Regions from separate parts of the Homo sapiens genome. Here regions 2, 3, 4, 5, 6 and 7 are each linked to region 1. A link is a contact called in ENCODE Hi-C or POLR2A ChIA-PET data. All regions are on one chromosome and are shown on one strand. The core of a region is the stretch at or near the end of the contact, and the rest is flanking DNA. Distances in the headings are between cores, read along the strand shown. Region 1 holds the start of CTU1 (cytosolic thiouridylase subunit 1). Region 2 holds the start of XRCC1 (X-ray repair cross complementing 1). Region 3 holds the start of ZNF576 (zinc finger protein 576). Region 4 holds the start of ZSCAN22 (zinc finger and SCAN domain containing 22). Region 5 holds the start of CLPTM1 (CLPTM1 regulator of GABA type A receptor forward trafficking). Region 6 holds the start of FBXO46 (F-box protein 46). Region 7 holds the start of CCDC61 (coiled-coil domain containing 61).

Region 1 (3,131 bases), core at 218-2,717:
CTCGAAAGGCAGAAACCTGTTCTTGCCCATCTGTTCCCTCTCTTCTGAGAGCAGCCACCACCTTTCATCCAGCCCATCTGCAGGACAGGACGTAACGTCACCCTGGACTCATCTCTCCTCACCCCCTAAATCTACAGTCACCCAGTCCTGGGGGGTCCACGTCCTGAGGAAGGGAGACGCTCGCAGGGGACAAGGCTGCACAAGTTAGCAGAGCCTCATAGGCCATGATGTGGAATTTTAGGTTTATTCAGGAGGAGATGGGAGCCTTGGGAGGTTTTTGAACAGTAAAGTGGTATGATCTGGCATGTTTTAAAAGGATTCCTAGACTGGTCAACATAGCGAGACCCCATCTCTAAAAAAATAAATAAATAAATTAGCTGCACCTGGTGGCACAGGCCTGTAGTACCAGCTACTCAGGAAGCCAAGGCAGGAGGATCACTTGAGCCCAGGAGGTCAAGGCTGCAGTGAGCCATGATCGCACCAGTGCACTCCAGCGTGGGTGATAGAGTGAGACCTTGTCTCAAATAAAAAAAGTGGGATTCGTTTGGCTGCTGTGTGGGGAGGACTGTTGGTTGTCAGGGACAAGGACAGAAGGCTGGAGGTCAGCACACTAGACAGGAGTGCTGGCAGTAGAGGTGGGAAGAAGTGAAATTTTGGATCTATTTTGAAGGTGGAGCCCACAGGACTTGTATAAGACTGATTGGAGTGGGGACTGGGGCAACGACGAGAGAAAGTGATGAAGGGTAACTTTGAGGTTCTGGCCTGAGCATTGGAGGGACGGTGGGGCCATTTTGTGAGGTGAGAAGACCAGGAATTCCATTTGGCCACGTCAGGTTTGACATGCATGTTAAGCGTCTTCCCTCAAAGACTTTATGGACCCTCGTCACTGAGTCGAGCGCCTCCACCAGGGCCCTCAGAGCTGCCCTGATCCTGACTAGCTGTCACTGGTGACAGGTCTGTCTCTCTGCTTCAAGGCAGGGACAGGGTTGGTCTGGTGCCCTCGCTCCCGCCGCCCTGCGCAGAGTCGGTGCTCAGTAAGTATCTGTAGGATGAGGGAATAATAAGTGCTCCCAGAAGAGAGGCCGCGGACCCCAGGGATGCCTCTGGATTGCAGCCTTGTCAAAAGGACAGATAATGTGTGGCATGGGGGCGGGGACAGGCAGATAGTAACATAGGGGCGGGGGCAAGCAGATGGTCTTATCCTGTCTTGGGGAAGGGAGTGGCCCGGTAAGAGACAGGCCGGACCGCAGCGTTCAAAGTGGGAATCCTGGCTACAAGGCCTCAGGGACACGGGCGCTGGGAAATCACAGAGGCCTTACGCTCGAAGAGACCCTCAACCCTCCCACGGCACCGCAACAAAGAGCCGGAGTCCACATGCCGACCCACCGCAGGAGGAAATACTCACCCGGGCAGAACTCAGTGCTGGGATGCCCACACTGCCCACCACGCGGAAGCCTGGCCCGGAAGTGACTCCGAGACTACCACTCCCATAAGGTCTTGGGGCTTTCTTGCCTAGAACTCCCAGAAGCCCATGCGACACTTCCGCTGGATGCGCCTACGGCTCCGGGGTCCCGCTTGGCCTACAACTCCCAGAAACACTTGCATTGCTCTTTCTGCCGCTCCCAAAATACACTGCTCCCCCTCCCCCCGCGTTTACTTTCTGCGCCTGCGCGCGGCCGCAGGGAGCGGCGGAGCTGCGTGTACTGTTGTCATGGCAGCGCGCTGTCACCCGGCAGGTTGCTGGATGGGCGAAGTAGTTGTATTCTGATTAACTGATTTTGTGGGATTATTATAGGATTTTAAGGGGATTACAGGGCCTATGATTTCTGCCCTTTGAGGCGGGGTTGCGGGTGGGAATTGAAGGTGGAACTGCAGGGGTTGGTCGCTAGTGTAAAAGGCGCAGATAGCGCATGCGTAGAGCAGACTTCGAGGATTGGAGTGGAACTCCGCGCGCACGCGGGGGCTGTCGTGATGCGCGTGCTGGAGACCCAGACTCTAAACAGAAGGATCCAAAGACCCTTCTCACCTAACCCAGGAGCCCAGAGGCTCAGAGACTCAGACCCTTGAGACTAAGGGGGTTAAAAACGCAGACCCCTGGCACCAAAGCACCTGAGAGAACCAGTAGACCTGGAGACAACCGTCTGCACCCTAGACACAGGGATCTGGAGGCCTCCACCCTCCCCACAAGGCCCAAGGGTCTTGAAGACCCCGGTGACTCAAATACCGGGGCACAAGGAGTTTAAGGACTCAGATATCTGAGACCCTTGAGATCCAGGTCCCCAAACCTAGGTCCTCGAAAAAACTGAGGCTCAAAATTCCTCTAGACGGCGCGGTGGCTTACACCTGTAATCCCAGCACTTTGGGAGGCCGAGGCGGGTGGATCACGAGGTCAAAAGATGGAGACCATCCTGGCCAACATGGTGAAACCTCATCTCTACTAAAAATACAAAAATTAGCTGGGCGTAGTGGTGCGCGCCTGTAGTCCCAGCTACTCGGGAGGCTGAGGCAGGAGAATGGCTTGAACCCAGAAGGCAGAGGTTGCAGTGAGCCGAGATCGCGCCACTGCACTCCAGCCTGGCCACAGAGTGAGACTCTGTCTCAAAAAAAAAAAAAAAATCCTCTAGATTAAGGGACCACCAGAGCCTTAGACTGAGATGTGGAGATGTGCAGAGAGCCCCAGGATGTGTAGGTCTACGGCCGGTGATGACGTGAGAAGGAACCCCATGCACCCTGTAGCCCATTTTTTTCCCCCATAACAGGAAACCATGATGCCTTCCTTTCATATTAAATGAGCTCCGTGAGGTCACTCTTAAGCCTTATCATGGGCCAGTTCTGTTCATCTGTGTGCGTTGGTTCATTTGTTGAATTTATTTCCTGAGGTCTCCTTGTGCCAGGCTGCCCCTGGGCTAGGTTTAGGTGACACAAATGAATCAGACTTGGTTACTGTCCTCTGAGCATCCCCCACCCCTTACACCACCACCCTGTCCTCCTGGTGGGGGAGACAGGGACTTAGTCAATATGGAGTGATAAAGCTTGACATGGAAGTGTTAAGAGCCTTGAAAGCTCAATTTCAATCACTGCCAGCCAGGGTGTCAGAAAAAAAAAAAATTCAACAAAGGCTGCTATGTGCC
Region 2 (3,131 bases), core at 415-2,914, 7.5 Mb before region 1:
AGTGAGACTCTGTCTCAACAGATAAATAAAAGATTGACTGTCAGGCAAATTGTATAACTTCTTTGGGCCTCAGTTTCCTCATCTGTAAAAGTGGGGATAACAGAGCCTGCCTCTTGGGGTTTTTTATGAGGACTCAATGAGCTAATCCATGTGAGTGAGGTGTGTAGAGCAGCGACTGACAGGTAACGTTGAATAATGCCAGCTCTCATTATTATTATTTTATTTTTTATATTTTGGGGGTCTCACTCTGGTGCCCAGGCTGGAGTGCAGTGGCACAATCTCAGCTCACTGCAGCCTCCATCTCCTGGGCTCAAGCAATTCTCTCACCTCAGACTCGCCAGTAGCTGGGATTGCAGGTGCACACCACCATACTCAGCTAATCTATAAAATTTTGGTAGAGATGACATCTTACTGTATTGCCCAGGCTGGTCTCAAACTCCTGGGCTCATGCAATACTCCAGCTTCGGCCTCCCAAAGTGATGGGATTACAGGTGTGAACCACCATACCTGGCTATTATTCTTTAAAAAAAATTATTTATTTTAATAAAAATAGAGACAGGGTCTTGATATGTTGCCCAGGCTGGTCTGGAACTCCTGAGCTCAAGCAATCCTCCCATCTCAGGCTCTGAAAGTGCTGGGTTTACAGGCATGAGCCACGGCATCCGGCCAGTTTCCCCTTCTTTAAAGTGGAGTTGATTGGCTTAGACGACCTTCCTGGACACCTTCCAGCCCTGAGCCCACTGGCTGCAGGAGGCAGAGTACGTGGCAATGATTCATTTTGTTCCAGCTGAGGAAACTGGAACCCAGAAAGTAGATGCCACCTGCCCAGGACCACACACTGATTCCTGTGGTCATCCTGGACTTAATCCTTGGGTCTCCTTTCCTCTCTGCTGAGGGGCACAGGGATTATGCTGCCCATTTTCCGAGTAAGGAAGCTGAGGCCCAGCAAAGAAAGTGACTAAACCCACTGCCAGTTGGCTCAGGAGCAGAATCTGGAACCCCGGACTCCAGACTCCTAGTGAGGAGGAGGTGGGGTGGCAGGATCACCTGTAGGACCACAGAGATGGTCTTCTCGCCTGCCTTGGCTGCCCGCCATTTTCGGTAAGTGTCTGCCTTGAGAAGATTTTCTGCACAGTGAGTCTGGAAACAACAGTGGGAGAGGAGAATTAGGGCACAGAGATGACAGCTAGGCCTCCAGCTCTCAGATGATTCCTTTGAGTCCTCCCAAGGCCTCTACGACCCCCAGATTTAAGCTCTCCCGTTAATCCCCCGACACTCTGCCTGGAGTTTCCCCTACAACACTTTCCCGTGGAAGTTCACCTATGGGCTCTCCAAGAAAGCTTCCCTATTCCTCCTTTTCTCTCCGGAAGTTCCCTAGACGCCGGAACGTCCCTAATTCAACATCTCTCCACAATTCACTTTTAGCCTCCTGGAAATCCCCCCATGACTCTCCTTAGACTTCCAAGAGAACCCCAAAAGCTCTTTTAAGAGCTATCCTCATTAATTCCCTCACGTCTTCCAACCTCCCCCATGCAGGTCCCTCACCGAGTCCTGGCTGCTGCAGGACACGACATGGCGGAGGCGGATCTCCGGCATGTCAACGTCGTGGGCTTCGCCTGGCCAGAAGGATGAGGTAGAGTATGGGGTCCGAGGGGCAGGGAGAGTGGGAGGGGGCGGGGTGCGCCCTGCGCTGGCTAAAGTGCGCAAGCGCGCGAGGCTCGGGCCTTTCAAACCCCGGCGCGCCGGCGCCGGCGTCGACACTGCGCAAGCCCAGTCGCGCCTCTCCAGAGCGGGAAGAGCGCTGCGTTCCTTAGCAACGAGCGTTTCCTCCAGCCCCGCCTCCCTCCGCCACACACAACCCCGCTCTAGCCTCGCCTCCCAATGACGTCCGAACCCTGCTTTCTGGGAGCCTAGCAACAGAAGCGACCTCCGGGATTGGTGTCTGGAAGAAATTCGCCTTTCTCATTGCACGATGGAGTTACCGCCCACACTGAAGCCGAGAAAGCAAATCTTTTTGCTGTATTATTATTTATTTTATTTTTTAAAAATTTTTTGTTGAGACAGGGTCTTGCTCTCTCACCCAGGATGGAGTGCAGTGGCACGATCTCGGCTTTCTGCAACCCCTGTCTCCTGGGGCCAAGGGATCCTCCCACTTCAGCCTCCTAAGTAGCTGGGATTACACGCACGCGCCACCACATTCGGCTAATTTTTGTATTTTTTGTGGAGACATGGGGTGAGAGGGCGGCGGGTCTTGCCATGTTGCCCAGACTGGTCTCGAACTCCTCAGCTCAAGCGATCCACCTGCCTCGGCCTCTCAAAGTGCTGGAACTACAGGCGTGAGCGACTGCGCTGGGCTAGGACAGCAAATCTGAGTGAATTTTCGTAGTTTCGTAGGGAACCTGGATTCTACGCAACAGGATCTCTTCAAATGGCTCAGGCGGCTGCACTCTTCTCTCTGTCCCCTTGCCACACACACACACACGCACATATACATACATACGCGCGCGCGCACGCGCGAAAAAAATTAGCAGATCTCTTTCAGCCTTATGCCTGAGGCCAAAAGAGAAGGGTTCTGCGTCCTAAATATAACACAAAGCATGTGCCCAACCCCCACCACACACACACACACACACCCCTATCCTGGAGTTCTTCCACAAAAGCCTCAGTTTCCCAATATGTGGACTGTGGGCATCTGTCTTTTACTACGCCCGCCTATGACTGCCGACAGACATCCCTCTGTTCATTCGGTGCCTTGGAGACCCAAGGGTGCAGCCCTGGGTGGGGTCGCAGCTGGAGACAGCCCAAACACACAAGGAGTGTGAGCCGAGCACATGAAGAGAGGGGAAGGGAGACAAGGCACCCCGCACCCGCAGGACCAGCCTGGACATGCTGGGTGCTCCAAGGTGGGGCCCTACCCACACTGGGTGCTTCCTTGGGAGGAGAGGGGAAGAGAGAGAAGGAGAGGGAATCCCAGTTCTTGCAGCCACTGGGAATCAAGAGGCCCAACTCCGTCTTGGTCTTCAAGCAAACAAACAAACAACAATGGGCCGTGGGAAGGTGAGAAAACAGGGTGGTGACTTTCTGGGTTCTAATAGAAGAGGGGGATGGAAGCCCAGACTCCTGGGGTCTCC
Region 3 (3,131 bases), core at 359-2,858, 7.5 Mb before region 1:
GACGGAGGTTCCGCACAGCCAGTAGCGGGGTCCCTCGGGCCAGGGCGGCCAGCGCTGCCTCTCCCAGGGCTGGAGCCAACGGTTCCCCGTTCCCCTCGGGTCCGGGCAGCACCAGTACCAGCACGTTGGCTTCCGCCGCCCAGGGCCCCGGCGCTGCGGGTGGGCAGCTCAGCTCGCCCAGAAAAAGGCCTGGGCCCGCAGCTCTTAGGCTGGGAACCCCGGAGTCCGGCCGTCCCTCGGGGGCCTCGAGCGTCTCCACATCCTTGTCGCACAGCGCTGCGATCAGCGCGGACTTCCCCAAGCCCGGAGGCCCCAGGAACAAGGCGGTCACGTCACCCTGCGGCGGAGGCATGGCTGGAAAGCAACGGGTAGAGAAGACCTGGGTCAGGGAGCACCTAGCCTTTTCCTTTCCTAGCCGCCCCACTCGGAACCCAGGCCTCAGTCCTTCACCCTGTCCCCTTCGGTTCTTGAGTGTCACTCTCCAGGACCTAAAAAATCCAGAGCCCAGACCCTATTCCCCCAGAATCCCAGGCGTCCTGTCTGTCCGCCCTCCCTCTAGATGGAAACGTTTCCCTTTCTGCTTCAAAAACTCTGAAATCAGGCGCGGTGGCTCATGCCTGTAATCCCAGTGCTTTGGGAGGCCGAGGCCGGAGGATCGCTTGAGGCCAGGAATTCGAGACCAGCCTGGCCAACATGTGGGGGGACTCTCTGGTAGAGTCTCCGTCTCGATAAAAAATAAAATTTAGCCGGGCATGGTGGTGTGCGCCTGTAGCCCCAGCTACTCGGAAGGCTGCGGCGGGAGGATCGCTTGAGCCCAGGACTTGGAGGCTGCAGTGGGCCGTGATCACACCACCGCACTCCAGCCCAGGCGACAGAGCAAGACCCTCTCTGAAAAATAAATAAAAATAAAACCTCAGAAATCTGGCTTCCAGTCCCTCCTCCCTCGGACACATTGTTATTTTCATCTTTCCCCTTCCCCCTTCCAAATCACCAACCGAGCAAAAAGCCGACCCACGGGAGAGAGCGCAGTCGGTGGCAGTAGGTCAGCAGCTGAGAAGCCCGGCCCCTGGGCCGCGGCGGACGGAGGCCGAAGAGGCCAGGGAGCGGTGATTTAGAGATGCCGGGACCCGTCCCGGTAGCTTTAACCTGACGTCACTCCCTCTCCCAAGGGGGTGTGTCTTGGAAGGCCGACAGCAGAGACCCAGCCCTTCGCCGCGCCTGCGCAGAACGGCCGAAGTGTGCACGCCCCTCTTTGGCGGCCTCAGGGCCTAGAACAATGAATGAGTCAACGCGCCTGCGCGCCACGAGAGCCTACCCACGCATGCGCAAAAGGCTTAGCTAGCTAAGCCGCGGGAGGCTGAACGTCATCAAACGCGCCATAGGGCAGAGAAGGACCCCTCCCGTTATTTTGAGGACCGGGCTGGTGCGACTATACTACTGCCGGATGGCAAATCCGGGATCTCGGCTCCGAGAGGCTCATCTGGCAAAAGGGCGCGGAAACCACGGGGGCCCTGAGACTGAGTGGTCCCTATCCCACTTCTCTCTGGGGCGGCGCTGTAGCCAGCGGCTGACAGGCGCAGCGAAAGGCAGCCCTCTGCTGTAAGGAGGAAAACTGAGGCCTGGGAGCAGGAACCTGTAGGCAGCGCTTGAGGGTAGCGGGATAGCAGCTGCAAGCGCGCGTGGGAGGCGGGGGCTCTGGGCGGAACAAAAATCACAGGATGTCAGAGGATGTTTCCCGGGAAGAACTGGGATAAAGGGTGGGTATCACTACCTGCCCCAAGACACTTGAGATTGGGATGACGCTGGTGTCAAAGATCAAGGCTTCCACGCTGAGTTCAGGGAGTTAGTTTGATGCAGCAGGTCATAGGTCACACCAGTGAGAAGACTCTAGGGGAGTCCCAAACCCAGGAAATCCAGTCCTTTGGGAGGTTTGAAGCTTCTTTTAGCAAGAACTCCATCAATTAGAGTTCAAGGAGATAGTATGTCGTAGGGGTCAAAGGCAGGCAAGGAGAGCCTCTGGCGATGTCAAAGGTCATAGACTTAGGGTGCCCTCTAAGACTGGTAACAGATGAACAGCTTCACTTATGCACGCTCCTCTCCTGACTAGAAGGGTCCCAGCACCATGGAGGACCCGAACCCTGAAGAGAACATGAAGCAGCAGGATTCACCCAAGGAGAGAAGTCCCCAGAGCCCAGGAGGCAACATCTGTGAGTACACATGGCTGGCGGGCTAGAGGAGGGTGGGGTGCAGGAGCTGATGCTAAGATCTCTGTGGCACTTCGGTGTCCAAGGCGCCACAGAGTTTTGCCTGTTGAGAAGGGGCTGTAATGGTCCCTGAGCTGCTCTAGCAGGAAGTGCATCTCCTCACACCAGCTTATGTGGCCAGAGTACTCACCCTCCTCTGGCCACATAAGCAGGATTGCAATGCTTATGCATTCAGAGGGATAGGGTGGCTTCCAGGAGAGGCTTGGGTTGGAGATGTGGCTGGGAATGGTTCTATTGGGAGAGAAACCCCAAGATTCTGGTCCCAACTCTGCCCTAGACTTTCAGTGTAACTTGGGCCTTGGTTTCCTTGACTGTCAAAAGAGGGTGGTACTTCCCACCTCACAGGGTGGGTATGGGATTAACTGCAGCAAAGGGGAAAGCTAGGGGTTAATGATGGTAGCCAGTTTGACATGTAATAGCAACACCTCCTGCTCAGTGTTTTATTATGAGCTAGGTGTATTTATTCTCATATTATGAACCATTTTAACATTCATTATCTCATTGAGTCCTTCTAATAATAGGCCCTTTAAACTGGGAACTGAGGCAGAGAGAGGTATTTGTAACAAGAGCTGTAGTCTCAATGCCCTTGAGCCAGAGACTACCAGGAACACACCTGCAGTTGAACACGTTGGGTTTCTCACTGCAATGAACACAGACCATGGGGGGACTGTGGGGTGTCTCACTAAGAATGGTAAAAACGACACAGGATTTGGGCTTGTGGGTGGTGATTTTGGGGAAGGTTCAAGCAAAATTGTTTTGCTCTGGATTGGATGCTACCAGGAAGCAGGGGCAATTCTATGATTGGCTATCGTAATAAATCTTACCCAGAAGGAGGAAGGAAGGAGGCGAGGCTCAAGCTCTGACTGA
Region 4 (3,131 bases), core at 214-2,713, 7.2 Mb after region 1:
GCCACCAACCTCTATGTATCGGGCCCCAAGCCAGAGTCTCCTGCTCAATGTCTCTTACACATACACACACACACAGAGAAGATACATTCTCACACACAGTCCAGGCATCGACTGAATCACACAATCACACTACCATTCACAGTCACCGTAACAACATCACACACAGTCTAGGGCCTTTATACTGTGTCAGGTCCACCCCATTACCTCTAAGTATCTGTCTCAGACACAATTACACCTGGTGCAGGCAAACACAGCTGCATGATTATCACATATGATGATTAAATCACAGGTCACACACACGCAGAGTAAGCACACAGAACAACCCACAAACCTGGTCACAGAGTGACTCATGCAGACAGACGCCCAGCTCAAATTCAGTAAAAAATGATACACATTTATAAAAATGATTACATGTGTTCACAGAGAGCCACACATAGCTACACTCAATACACACCCTGACATAGGCAACCACACCGCTCACCTCTCACAAAGGCACCTTCAGTACTTACACAGACACTCACACCCACAAGCCCTCAGACAGGCACCCTCTCCCCTCACTCCTAACATGGGCACCCTCACCTCTCACCCAGGTACCCTTGTTACTGGTGGAGGGTGTCCAGGTTCTTGGCATCTTGAACAAATAATTGGACAAAATGCACAAAGAAAAGAATGAAGCAACAAAAGCAGAGATGTATTGAAAATGAAAGTACACTCCACTGTATGGGAGCAGGCCGGAGCATAGGGGCTCAAGAGCCCGGTTACAGAATTTTCTGGGGTTTAAATACCCTCTAGAGGTTTCCATTGGTTACTTGGTATATGCCCTATGTAAATGAAGAGGACGAAGTAAAGTTACAAAGTGATTTACTCCATGTACGCCCTGCATAAATGGAGAGGATATTTCCTACCATAGCTGCAGTTTCCATTTGATTTACTTCTAGGAAGTCCTTAGGTTCCCTGCCTCCAGACCCGATTTTCTTGCCTCACCCTTACCCCTCACCCCTCACACAAACACCCTCAGCCCTCCCAAAGCCACCCTCAGCCTCACACAGCCGCCCTCACCCTCAGCCTCACACAGGCACCCTCAGCTCTCACACAGGCACCCTCAGCCCTCACACAGCCGCCCTCACCCTCAGCCTCACACAGGCACCCTCAGCCTCACACAGGCACCCTCAGCTCTCACACAGGCACCCTCAGCCCTCAGCCCTCACACAGCCGCCCTCACCCTCACCCTCACACAGGCACCCTCAGCCTCACACAGGCACTCTCACCCTCAGCCTTCACATTTCCCTCACCTCCAAGTCCCGCCTTTCGCGCATCGCCTGCTGCTCTCCCACTCAGCGCCACCTCAGTCCCACAAAGGCCGGGCTGGGATCCTGTGGCCTCCGTGCTGACCAACGTCAACTACAATTCCCAGCAGGCACCGCGCCTGGGTACACTTGAGCTTCCGGAGGACGCCGGGAATTGTAGTCCTGGCGGGCGTGGGCCCTTGAGGTGTGCTGGGAGCTGTGGTCCGGGTCGGCGGGCGCGCAAGTTGGCTAGTCTCTGCGGCCACCTCCGGAAGGGTCCGCCGGCTGTGCTGGTGAGGTGGGTTTCGGGGGTGTTCTCCGTCCTGATCCAGGCTGGAGAGGGGCACAGCAGGTCCAGAAGCCGCGAACCTCTGGGGCGGCCAGAGCGAGATGCGGGGTACCGCCCAGCGGGTAGAGAGTGAGAGGCTGACTAGGGGACGTGAGTAGACGGACTGCGAGTGCCGGACACACGCGCAGAGGATGTGACGGACTGACGGACCAGGCGTGGACGGACCGTGTGTGCACGGACTGACGGACCCGGTGTGGACAGACTCACGGACCGAATGTGGTGCGGAATGACACACTGAGTGCCGGACGGACCGACGGAGAATGTGTCGGACTGACGGAGTGTGTGTCGGATGGACTGATTGACCGGGTGTGGGGCGGACGAAGTGTGGAGCGGGCGGACAGATAACAGATAAAATGTAGGACCAGTGGCCTGGGAGGGTGTGGGGCGGACCCGTTTATGTGTCTGATAGGCGGTTCTGTGTCTGACACCTCTTGGGTGTGTGTATCTGACGGGTTGGAGTGTGTGATTCTGATAGGTTGAGTGTAACACTAACCATGGAGTGTGTGACTGACAGAGATGGTTGCCGTTTGAGACTTCCTACGTGGGTTGTGAGATACTGTGAGAGGGTGAGCGTGTGACGGTGGGATTTCAAGTGTGACTGATTTTCTTTGTGTGTCCTTGAGATGGTGACTAAGATTATGAATGACTGTGATCAGAATAATACTGTGTGATGGAAATGCTGCGAGGGCCTGTGTTTATTTTTGAGACGGAGTCTTGCTCTGTTGCCCAGGCTGGAGTGCAGTGGCGCAATCTCGGCTCACTGCAACCTCCATCTCCCGGGTTCAAGCGATTATCCTGCGTCAGCCTCCCGAGTAGCTGGGATTACAGGCACCGGCCACCACACTTGGCTAATTTTTGTATTTTTGGTAGAGACGGGCTTTCACCATGTTGGTTAGGCTGGCCCGGAACTCCTGACCTCAGGTGATCCACCTGCCTAGGCCTCCCAAAGTGCTGGGATTATAGGCATGAGCCACCATGCCTGGCCAGGCCTGTGTTTATTTGACTGATTATAGGTGACATTGAGATATTTCCTGTGTCTGGGTATTTTGAAGGCTGTGGCTGACAGACTGTACCTGAGATAATATGTGTTAATATCTGATTGACTGAGATTTTTATCAGGGAGACTAAAACTTGGGTGATCCACAAACAGTTTACCAAGCATATGAGAGAGGATTTGTGCTTTGCCATGTCTGCAGCTGAAACTGAGTGACTAGTGGTCATTCAGCTGGGCTTATGGATATGTCCCCCAGTGTTTGCTTACGTGTAGCAGGGGGCTATGGTATCCATACATCTACTGCATGTTTACTGTGCACCAGGCCTGTGCTGGACACTTATAATAAATCACCTCACATAATCTCATAGCAACCCTCTGAGGTAGGTACCATTATCAGGCTTGGTATAATCCATGTGTGAGAAATGAAAAGAACCACCCTCCTTGGTTGGTAAAGCAGCTGTGGATGGGGAACCTCAACCTGATAGGAGTTGAGGTTGGCTGA
Region 5 (3,131 bases), core at 351-2,850, 6.2 Mb before region 1:
AGAGAGTTTCCTAGAGCGAGAGCTACTGTTACAGGGCTGAGACCTAGAGGAAAGTGGAGGAAACCGATAATAAAATGATAATTATATATTCAGAATATCCCAATGCAAAGCTTACTCTTTTTCCAGGTAATATATAAGGTTCATAATCACAGCGCTCCAAATATTGACCACTTAAGCATGAGGCCCAGGGCCTGATGTTTTCCATTCGCCATCTAACTACGTCTTCCCAATAACACAGCGGGGCAAAACGGGAAGACGAAGAACGAGTACGATTATATCCCTGGTTTATAAAAGGGGAGAAACTGAGGCTCAAACATAGATGTCACTTGTCACCAGCCTGGCCAACACGGTGAAACTCCGTCTCTACTTACAAAAAAAAAAAAAAAATGGGAGGCTGACGCAGGAGAATTGCTTGAATCCGGGAGGCAGAGGTTGCAGTGAGCCGAGATCGCGCCACTGCACTCCAGCCTGGGTGACAGAGCGAGACTCCGTCTCAAAAAAAAAAAAAAAATTAGCCAGGAGTGGTGGCGTGCTCCTGTAATCCCAGCTACTCGGGAGGCCGAGGATGCAGTGAGCCGAGGTTGCAGTGAGCCGAGATCGCGCCATTGCACTCCAGCCTGGGGGAGAGTGAGGCTCCGTCTAAAAAAGAAAAAAAAAGAGAGAGAGAGACGTCACTTGTCCAGGATATCTTATCCAGTCAGTAGCACCACAAGGGTTAGAACCCTGGCCAGACATCCACCCAATTTCACGGGTGAACAGTTAACAGCCTCTGAGAGTCTTGTCCTCTCTGGGCCTCCGTAACACCCTCTCCAAACTAAGGGTCTCTCAGCAGATGGCCGGGTTTAGAGCTGTACGAAGACACACAGCTAATGAAAAATTGTGGAATTCTCAGAGCCCGTGAAGCCTAGCCCACGGATGCGAGGTTTGGACCACTGAGGGAACGCGCATGCGTGCTAGGCAGGGCAGTCCGAAGGCTTGGGGGTGTATCATAGGGTCTCATCGGAGGTTTGTTGGCCGTAAGACCCCTGGAATTGGAACTCTAAAAACACAGAAAGGATATGAGCTCAGGAGACTTGAACGAAAGAGTTGTCTTAGGAAGAGGGGTCAGAAGACAAGGGTGCTGGGCAAAAGGCTAGTTCTTCGAATCAGAATACGGTGGCCAGAAAGGTTCCTCTGACGAAAGAGGGGCGTGGTTCGAAGCCGTACAGTGGCCGGTAAAGCTCAAGAAACATGGAACGAAAAGGACGCGAAGAATCGGCAGGGAGAAGCGGACAGGATGTCCCGAAAGGCTCATATAACCGAAAAGGCGGGTTAATGTGAAGGGACGGAAGGGACAGAACTTGCGGGAGGCACATGCTGGCCGAGAAAGTCCTGGAGTTCGGAGCATACAGTGTTTTTATTAGGTGGAAACAAACGGGCTGGGAGAAAGACGAGTACGGTGGCCAGGTTGGTCCTTCCATAGCCGGAAGTGGCCTTCCTGAGAGGCGTGGCTGCGGCACTCTTGCCGGATAGGGTGGCCCGGCGGGGCTAGGAAAGCGTGAAATCTCGCGCGATTGCGCTGCGAAGTCGGGGACGGGGCGGGGCTGGCGGCGGGGGCGGGGACCCGGAGCGGGAAGATGGCGGCGGCGCAGGAGGCGGACGGGGCCCGCAGCGCCGTGGTGGCGGCCGGGGGAGGCAGCTCCGGTCAGGTACGGAGGCCGAGAGGGGACTGAGGGGGTTCTTCCCCAGCCGGGGGGCCTCCCACGGGGCGTGTCCTACCTCTTGTCACGGAATCCCGTGCACTGGGGGCTCCTTGGCCAGAGGGACCTTGAATACCCGGCCCAGGCAGGGCCGGACCGCCCGGGAGGCCGGACGGTGCCGGGAACAGGGCCCTGTTGCGGGTCGGTTCCCCTGCACGCTCGAGCCGGGCGGCCACCAGGCTCATTGCTCGATCCGGGGAGACAGTGGCTCGGAGGGGCGCAGGCTTGTACCTTGGCGCGCTGGGTTCTCAACTCCGCGATTCCATGCTCTGAGGCCGTTCCTAGAGTGGTCTGGCGTTCAGGTCTCGTTGTAGTGTTTGAGGTGTGCGCAGTGATTAATTGGGAGTTTTCTAGCTGTGGGGAAGTCAGTATTAGCAGGGCACGGCCGACAGACCCATTTTACAGACGGGAATTCAAGGAACAGTGAGACTAAGGCGCTTCTAGAAGGTCATCCTGGTTAGGTTTGTAACTTTATGTAGAAGTTACAAGACACTGCTGACACAGGGACTGGTATGGTTGTGGTTTTAATGTAAAATAGTTCTATGGGTTAATTAGTCCTGGTGCGGATGACTTCTGCCCCACTGCTGTCTTAACACACTGCAGAGCATACCATTTCAGGCAGCTACCGTTCAGGCATTTGGGGAATAGATGGAGAGACATGAAGGTGCTGTCGACCCACCCACTGGGATGTCACTGACATGTGGGAGGCAGCTCAGGGGAAAGGAGTGCGGGTTGAGAGGGGAGAATGAAGCTGACTCTCTGTGTGACCTTGGGCAAGTTCCTTTCCCTCTTTAGGCCTTTATCTCTCCCGTGTTAAATGCAGAGGTTGGACAGGAGGGCCAGCCATATCCCTGCTGTCAGGGGACGAAGAGAGGAGACTGACATGTAAACAGTTGTAATCCTGAATGATTAGGTTGGTGACAAAAGTCTGTGTCAGGGACTGGGGGAGCCCAGAGAAAGAGCAAGTGGTATCACTTGGGTAGGACACATGGATGAAATTTGTGTGATAGAGCCCACTGTATCTGCTCTGAATCTTTTCAGCATTCTCAGCCAGGGCCTGGCTTCAGGGACAGCTTAGGAAATGTTTGTTGAGTTAGTGCTGGAATGAAGGCTCAGTTCCTGTCTTCAAGGGTTTCCCAGTCTTGCTGAAAGGAGGTCGTTTCCCCTCTGGGTTTCTGTTGATTATTGGGTTGATGGTGGCTTGAGAGACCAGGGCCCAGGTTGTTCTCATTGCCCTGAGCTTCCAGATGGCACTCTGATCTTCTCTTGTACCAACTCTGCTTAAAAACAATCAAGAGTTACCCCTTTGCCTTTAGGACAAAGTACAAATTCTTTAATAAATCACAGTCTTGCACGATCCGACACTTTTCTTCAGACTAGACTAGGATTTCT
Region 6 (3,131 bases), core at 182-2,681, 5.4 Mb before region 1:
ATATAGCAAGTAAATGGCAGAACTAATATTCTAGACTGCTTTGTTCGCTGTCTCTACTCATCACATTGTATATTTCAGTATGGAGAGAGGACTAAATTATAGTGCTGAAAGCACAGATTCTGAGCCAGGCTGCCAAGATCGGAATCCTGAGTCTAGCAATTAATGCTGGATAGCCTTGGGAAAGTTGCTTAATTTCTCTGTACTTCTGCTTCCTTTCTGTAAAATGGAGAAAATAACAGCACCTACCCCTCAGGGGTGTTATCAGAATTAAATGAGTTAATGTGTACAAACAGCTAAGGACAGGGCCAGGCATTTTGTAAAACAATAAGCGTTAGCTGTAATCCACAGTGGGGAGCCCCTACATGCTTCTGAGCTGGGGTGTGTGCCCAGATCAGTGCCAGCTTTTGAGAAAACGCCTCTGGGACTGGACTGGAAAGGAGGAAATCCATTAGCACCTGTAACCCAGTCACATTCCGGGGGCGGAGAACTTCCCACCAACAGCTCTGAGACTGAAACTTCACAGCCCAGCTCTCCCACTAATAGTAACGATTTTAATGACTCCCTTTAACCCTGTTCTCAGAGGCATGCTTGCTGTTCCCATACTACAGATAAGGGCACTGAGGCTCACAGATTTGTCCATGGCACAAAGGGGTGGAAGAATAGGGGATATGAATGCTGTACTTCTCATAGGGATAAACCATTACACTCTTCTAAATTCCACCGGGGAAGTGAGGGTGCGAAAGCCTGTCTCGATGGCCCTTTCTGGCCGTATTATCCTACAGTTCTGTGCCTGTCCAGCTTACCGGGAGTCTCTGGCGGGACTAGGGAAATTATCACTACATCCAGGCCCCTAATTTCACGCTCCTTACCCCACCCTCAGTCCTGGAGCCTAAACCCACACTCTATCCTACCACTGATTTCTCCCTCCTACCTCCTCAACTTGCCTTCCTGCCCCCAATCCGATCCAGAGGCCCCAACCCATTGCGTCCACCGTTCGCCTGTCCCTTGGAGCTTCCAGACCCCCTCACTCATCCTAACCCTGATCCTCATACCCTCGCCGCAGGTTAAGCCCCCATCGAAATCGACCCCTTCAGGGCCTCTACCTGGATGTCCAGCCCAGTCTCCAACTCGGGGCCCACTTCCCCAGCTCTGAGCCCCTTTACAATCAATTCCAAAGCTCCACTCCCACCCCACCTCCAAGACCCCTCCCCAAGCCACCATTCTTCTACTACTACCTCCGGCTCCCATTCCTCCCAGTCCTCTCCCCCAGGCAATCTCCCCTCACCCAGCCCCTTCTTTCGCCCCTGCCTCTTCCCCCTCGTCACCCGGTCCCGAACCCCCGTCCCGACTCTCCAGCGCCCCCGGCCCGCGCCTGGGCTCTCACCATCGCCGCGCGCTGCATCTCCCTCGGCTACGCGGGTTTCCCCCACTCGCTCCTCTCCAGCCTCCCCTTCCGGGTTCTCGTCCCGAAGCCCGCTGGGAATTGAAGTCCGGGCAGCCACGGACTACATCCCCCAGAAGGCAGCACGGTCAAGCTTGGAGGTGGGGTAGGAAGCAAATTAGGCGGGCGGAGGAAAAGAACGACTCGAACTCCCGGGAGACAAAGCCGGGGAGGACTTGGCAGCGCAAGCGCAGGGTGCTTCCCCGCTGGGCGCGCTGGGAGATGGAGTCTAGCCAGGAGGGCTCCATTTTTGCCCGAGGCCCTTGGGAAGGGAATTGAGAATATTGCAATAGGGTGTTGGTGAGGGGTGGAGAGTTGGGGAAGAGCAAATTTATTGATTCATTTGTGCCGATCAACACAATAGCTAACAGCTCCTTGTGCTTTTCCAAACTCCTTCCCATCCATCCCCTTCTTTTTTTTTTTTTTTTTGAGACGGAGTCTTGCTCTGTCACCCAGGCTGGAGTGCAGTGGCGCAATTTCGGCTCACTGCAACCTCCGCCTCCTGGGTTCAAGCGATTCTCCTGCCTGAGCCTCCTGAGTAGCTGGGATTACAGGAGCCCGCCACCACGCCCGGCTAGTTTTTGTATTTTTAGTAAAAACGGAGTTTCACCATGTTGGTCAGGCTGGTCTTGAACTCCTGACCTCATGATCCACCCGCCTCGGCCTCCCAAAGTGCTGGGATTACAGGCGTGAGCCACCGCGCCCGGCCCGTCCCCTCCTTTCTTACCTCCTGATTTACAAATGAGAAAATTAAGCCTTAGGAGGAAGGAAAGTCCCATACATTAGGAGTTAGTCCACATCATAGAATAGCAGCTCCACATCGCTCGAGCCCAGGAGTTCGAGGCAGTGAGCTAGTGTTACACCACCGCCCTCCATGCAGTTCAGCCTGGGCGACAGAATGAGACCCTGCTGCCTCTTAAAATAAAAGAAGGCCGGGCGCGGTGGCTCACGCCTGTAGTCACAGCACTTTGGGAGGCCGAGGCGGGCTGATCACAAGGTCAGGAGATCAAGACCATCCTGGCTAACACACTGAAACCCCATCTCTACTAAAAATACAAAAAATTAGCCGGGCTGGGTGGCGGGTGCCTGTAGTCCCAGCTACTCGGGAGGCTAAGGCAAGAGAATGGCGTGAACCCAGGAGGCGGAGCTTGCAGTGAGCCGAGATCGCGCCACTGCACTCCAGCCTGGGGGACAGAGCGAGATTCCGTCTCAAAAAAAAAAAAAAGAAGAAGAAGAAGAAGAAGCTCCAGGAGGGCAGAGATCTTTGTGTACCTTGTTCAAGCACCTAGAACAGCGTAAACATGTGTTCAGTAAATATTTATTGCATCGGAACTATATGCCAGACACCCTACAGACAACCCTGGTAGGAATTACAATCCCAAATTTATAAGGCAGAAAGAGATTAAGCCTCTTGTCGCTGGCAACACAGCCAAGAAAACGATTTGAACTGAAATGTATTGGATTTCAGGGTTTCTACTCTTGACTAGGTCGTTAGATCATCTCCCCTTAAGACGTATTTTCCAGGCTGGGTGCGGTGGCTCATGCTTATAATCTCAGCCGGGAGACTGGCTTTAGTCCAGGAGTTTAAGACCAAACTAGGCAGCAAAGTGAGACCCTCGTCTCTACCAAAAAAAAAAAAAAAAAAAGCCCAAATCTTTTATTCTTTTTCTTTCTTTTTTTTCCTTTTTTT
Region 7 (3,131 bases), core at 439-2,938, 5.1 Mb before region 1:
AGGACTGCTTGAACTCAGGAGTTCGAGACCAGCCTGGGCAACATAGTGAAACCCCATGTGTACTAAAAATAAATTAAAAAAAAATTAGCCAGATGTGATGGCGTGTGCCTGTAGTACCAGCTACCTGGGAGGGTAAGGCAGGAGGATCACTTCAGCTCAGGAGTTCAAGGCTGCAGTGAGCCATGAACATGCCACTGCACTCCAGCCCAGCGATGAAGCGAGACCCTGTCTCAGCAAACAAAGAAACCAACAAACAAAAAATTGAAAGTATTGAGCCAGAAGTTAGTCTGTGGAAACATTTTCCAAAACATAGTTAACATGTGAATGAAACTTTATGAAAGTTTTTCTTTTTTTTTTTTTGGAGGTGGCATCTCACTCTGTTGCCCAGGCTGGCGTGCAGTGGCACGATCTTGGCTCACTGCAACCTCCGCCTCCCGAGTTCAAGTGATTCTCCTGCCTCAGCCTCCTGAGTAGCTGGGATTACAGGCGTCCGCTACTGCGCCCAGCTAATTTTTTATATTTTTAGTAGAGACAGGGTTTCACCAGGTGGTTCAGGCTGGTCTCGAACTCCTGACCTCGTGATTCCCAAAGTGCTGGGATTACAGGTGTGAGCCACCGCGCCTGGCCAGAAGTTTTTCTAGATTTCCAAAAGACTTCAATAACATCACCAATACTGATTTGTGAAGCTGAAACTTGTTCTAAATTATAATGAATTTTTAAAAAGTTCCATCAACCACGCTAGAGGAAAGATAACTTACTTTTCTCTTTGTAGACAAGGATATTGTGAAACATGCAGCTGAAAAAGTAGGAAACATCACAGAGGTGTGTCAGGCAGAAAATTAATAAAAACATTACGTTATCCTTTGGGATTTTGCAATGTTTGTGGTATTTGGCTCTTTTAAATATGTAATTTGTTATTATTTCATATTCTAAGTAAACTTTCATGTCAGTTTTTTTTTTTCTTTAAACTTTATTTTCCTTTCTTAAAGAGGTCCCTCCTCCCCCATCCCCGCGCTCAATTCCTTTAGCTGGATCCTTCCAGTTCATGACTGATCGGTTTAAAATATGGGTCGTTCAAAAGCCGTGTGAACCCGGGCTAGTGGCTATACCTCTCTGAGACTGTTTTCTTAGTGGTAAAATGGAAATCATAATAACTTTGCAGGGCTGTTATAAAGTTTAAATAAGCCAAGTCCTGCAAAATGCTTAGTGCAGGTTTGGAATGCACCAAGCGATGACAAATCTCAACCTGTCTTTATGCTGAGACCACTCCCCAGTTTCCGGAGCCGCGGCCACTATCTCCCCATGCGCATGCACACCCGGCTCTCCCTTCCAGGCCCTCCCCACCACGTGGGCGCGGCCTACCCTCCCGCAGGGGGTAATAGGTGGAGTCAAGGGGCTACTTCCGGGATTCTTTCCCTTCCACTCTGGGGAACAACCTTTTTGTATGACTGGCAGCATTATTAGCCAGTAGTGATTAGAGAAGAGCCCGACGTTAGGTGCCTCCCCCAACCCATTTGGGACAGCCTCTTCTTAGTTAGCCAATTGGAAGTTTTGGAGGGCGGGTTCTCCTCTGGGGGAGGGACAGAGTGATGGGCGTCTCTTTTGGCTAATGGAAACTTGGCTGCTGGTAAGCTGTGACCAATCAGAAGCGAGAACGCCGGATCCTGGGGCGGGGCTGGAGCTTCGTCAGTTGAACCGCTCGCGAGGAGGGTTGCTAGTGGAGAAGGTGAGAGGCCGCGGGAGTGGCGGTTGCGCGGGCCGTGGTGGAGGTCTTAGGTGGAGGGGAAGGGGCTTCTCTCGGGGGAGAGTGGGCTGCGGTGGGCAGCTGACCTGGCCTTGTAGGAATCGGGAGGGAGGGTGCCCTTTAACAAGGGTAGGCGCTTGATTGAGGGGTTGTGAGGCTGAGCGCAGCATGTGAGTTGGGGGTGATCTGTATATCGCAGGAGGGTCTTCAATGGGGAAAGTTGTAAAGCAGGAGACAGCAGATGGTAAAATATAGAGACGTCCTTGGAATGCAGCGTGGCGATTTAGTAGGAGGTTTTAAGGCAGAGGGTTATTACAGCGCACTATGCTTTACAAGCTTTGATTTGGGTGAAAGTCGTGGGAAGAAGCAATATTGAGGAAGGGAGGGAAGGAGACCTCCAGGGATGAGCATGTACTTTAAAGAGATGTGAAGCCCTATTATGCCTGTGGCGTTTGCTATGTGCTGTGCACCTGCCAAGTGTTTTAGGTGAATTAACTCTTAAACTTACTCTACTGATGGTTAAGAATGTGGGCTCTGGCGTCGGGTTGAATCCCGAATTTGAATCCTGGCTCTGCCACTGATCATTACTGTGGCTTTGGGCCAGTTGTTTAACCCTTCTGTGCCTCAGCTTCATCATCAGTAGAATGACATCATCTCTGTCTATACCATTGGCTAGCTTCACCCTCTTTATCTAATGAGAACTCCCACGTGTGTATTTCCAGCCTGGATCTCTGCCCTGAACTCCAGACTCATATCATGGCCGACTCTTCTCTCTTTGGAAGTTCATCTGACATTCAGACATAAACTTGTCCCAAACCAATCTTGCGATTTCTTCCTTTCAACCTCCAAACCCAGTTGATGGGACATTCATCCTGCCAGGTACTAAGATCAAGAAGCTTGGAGTGTTCTTTTTTTTTTTTTTTTGAGACAGAGTTTCGCTCTTGTAGCCCAGGCTGGAGTGCAATGGCGCGATCTTGGCTCACTGAAACCTCCACTTCCCAGATTCAAGGGAATTACAGGCGCCCGCCACCACACCCAGCTAATTGTTTGTATTTTTAGTAGAGAAGGGGTTTCACTATGTTGGCCAGGTTGGTCTTGAACTCGTGACCTCAGGTGATCCACCCGCCTCAGCCTCCCAAAGTGTTGGGATTACAGGCGTGAGCCACCGTGCCTGGCTAGCTTGGAGTCTTCTTCACTTCTCCCTTTTGTCTTACTTATATATGGTCTAGCAGATCGCATTAGCTCTGTCTTCAAAACACATCCAGAATCCAACCATGCCTCACCAGCTCCTTTGCTACCACTCTGGCCTCAGTTTGTCTCCTGCTCTTACCTGGTTTGTTGCAGTGGCCTTCCAGGTGGGCTCTCTGCCTCTCACTGTTAGGGGGAT

Evidence for each region. Hi-C counts contacts between places; a loop is a spot of excess contacts on that map. ChIA-PET counts read pairs that join two places held with the same protein, here RNA polymerase II (POLR2A). Pooled maps may share reads with other maps.
Region 2: a loop to region 1 is called in a pooled map, with 16 times the contacts of the local background. The contact joins the promoter of XRCC1 here to the promoter of CTU1 in region 1. A Hi-C loop is called at or near these places in 3 of 50 pooled maps.
Region 3: a pooled map shows a loop between it and region 1 (22-fold over the local background). The contact joins the promoter of ZNF576 here to the promoter of CTU1 in region 1. A Hi-C loop is called at or near these places in 6 of 50 pooled maps.
Region 4: a map with no recorded cell type shows a loop between it and region 1 (31-fold over the local background). The contact joins the promoter of ZSCAN22 here to the promoter of CTU1 in region 1. A Hi-C loop is called at or near these places in 1 of 37 single-sample maps with no recorded cell type and 2 of 50 pooled maps. POLR2A ChIA-PET finds 5 or more read pairs at or near these places in 1 of 52 experiments (WTC11).
Region 5: a loop to region 1 is called in a pooled map, with 21 times the contacts of the local background. The contact joins the promoter of CLPTM1 here to the promoter of CTU1 in region 1. A Hi-C loop is called at or near these places in 5 of 50 pooled maps.
Region 6: a loop to region 1 is called in a pooled map, with 31 times the contacts of the local background. The contact joins the promoter of FBXO46 here to the promoter of CTU1 in region 1. A Hi-C loop is called at or near these places in 3 of 50 pooled maps.
Region 7: a pooled map shows a loop between it and region 1 (32-fold over the local background). The contact joins the promoter of CCDC61 here to the promoter of CTU1 in region 1. A Hi-C loop is called at or near these places in 7 of 50 pooled maps.

What each region holds. Positions count from the first base shown.
Region 1 is chr19:51,106,942-51,110,072 of GRCh38, forward strand. It overlaps CTU1 (cytosolic thiouridylase subunit 1), which reads right to left and starts at 1,468. Exons shown (of 3, transcript NM_145232.4): 1 at 1,406-1,468. RefSeq lists an enhancer at 1,434-1,763.
Region 2 is chr19:43,573,863-43,576,993 of GRCh38, forward strand. It overlaps XRCC1 (X-ray repair cross complementing 1), which reads right to left and starts at 1,665. Exons shown (of 17, transcript NM_006297.3): 1 at 1,546-1,665; 2 at 1,048-1,140. The coding sequence starts at 1,596. PINLYP (phospholipase A2 inhibitor and LY6/PLAUR domain containing) reads left to right here and starts at 1,939. Exons shown (of 6, transcript NM_001193621.3): 1 at 1,939-3,057. RefSeq lists a silencer at 1,619-1,778 and enhancers at 1,879-2,038, 2,039-2,565, 2,566-3,091.
Region 3 is chr19:43,594,987-43,598,117 of GRCh38, forward strand. It overlaps ZNF576 (zinc finger protein 576), which reads left to right and starts at 1,609. Exons shown (of 3, transcript NM_001145347.2): 1 at 1,609-1,757; 2 at 2,108-2,207. The coding sequence starts at 2,123. It overlaps IRGQ (immunity related GTPase Q), which reads right to left and starts at 1,148. Exons shown (of 3, transcript NM_001007561.3): 1 at 996-1,148; 2 at 1-354. The coding sequence starts at 352. RefSeq lists enhancers at 1-568, 754-823, 1,224-1,643.
Region 4 is chr19:58,325,531-58,328,661 of GRCh38, forward strand. It overlaps ZSCAN22 (zinc finger and SCAN domain containing 22), which reads left to right and starts at 1,464. Exons shown (of 3, transcript NM_181846.3): 1 at 1,464-1,584. It overlaps LOC105372480 (a long non-coding RNA gene), which reads right to left and starts at 1,718. Exons shown (of 3, transcript NR_144444.1): 1 at 1,293-1,718. RefSeq lists enhancers at 1,349-2,091, 1,435-1,764.
Region 5 is chr19:44,953,780-44,956,910 of GRCh38, forward strand. CLPTM1 (CLPTM1 regulator of GABA type A receptor forward trafficking) reads left to right here and starts at 1,601. Exons shown (of 14, transcript NM_001294.4): 1 at 1,601-1,688. The coding sequence starts at 1,617. RefSeq lists a silencer at 1,524-1,853.
Region 6 is chr19:45,729,465-45,732,595 of GRCh38, forward strand. It overlaps FBXO46 (F-box protein 46), which reads right to left and starts at 1,432. Exons shown (of 2, transcript NM_001080469.2): 1 at 1,385-1,432. RefSeq lists a silencer at 287-581 and enhancers at 1,430-1,539, 1,630-1,759.
Region 7 is chr19:45,993,779-45,996,909 of GRCh38, forward strand. CCDC61 (coiled-coil domain containing 61) reads left to right here and starts at 1,689. Exons shown (of 14, transcript NM_001267723.2): 1 at 1,689-1,726. RefSeq lists enhancers at 1,047-1,236, 1,627-1,806.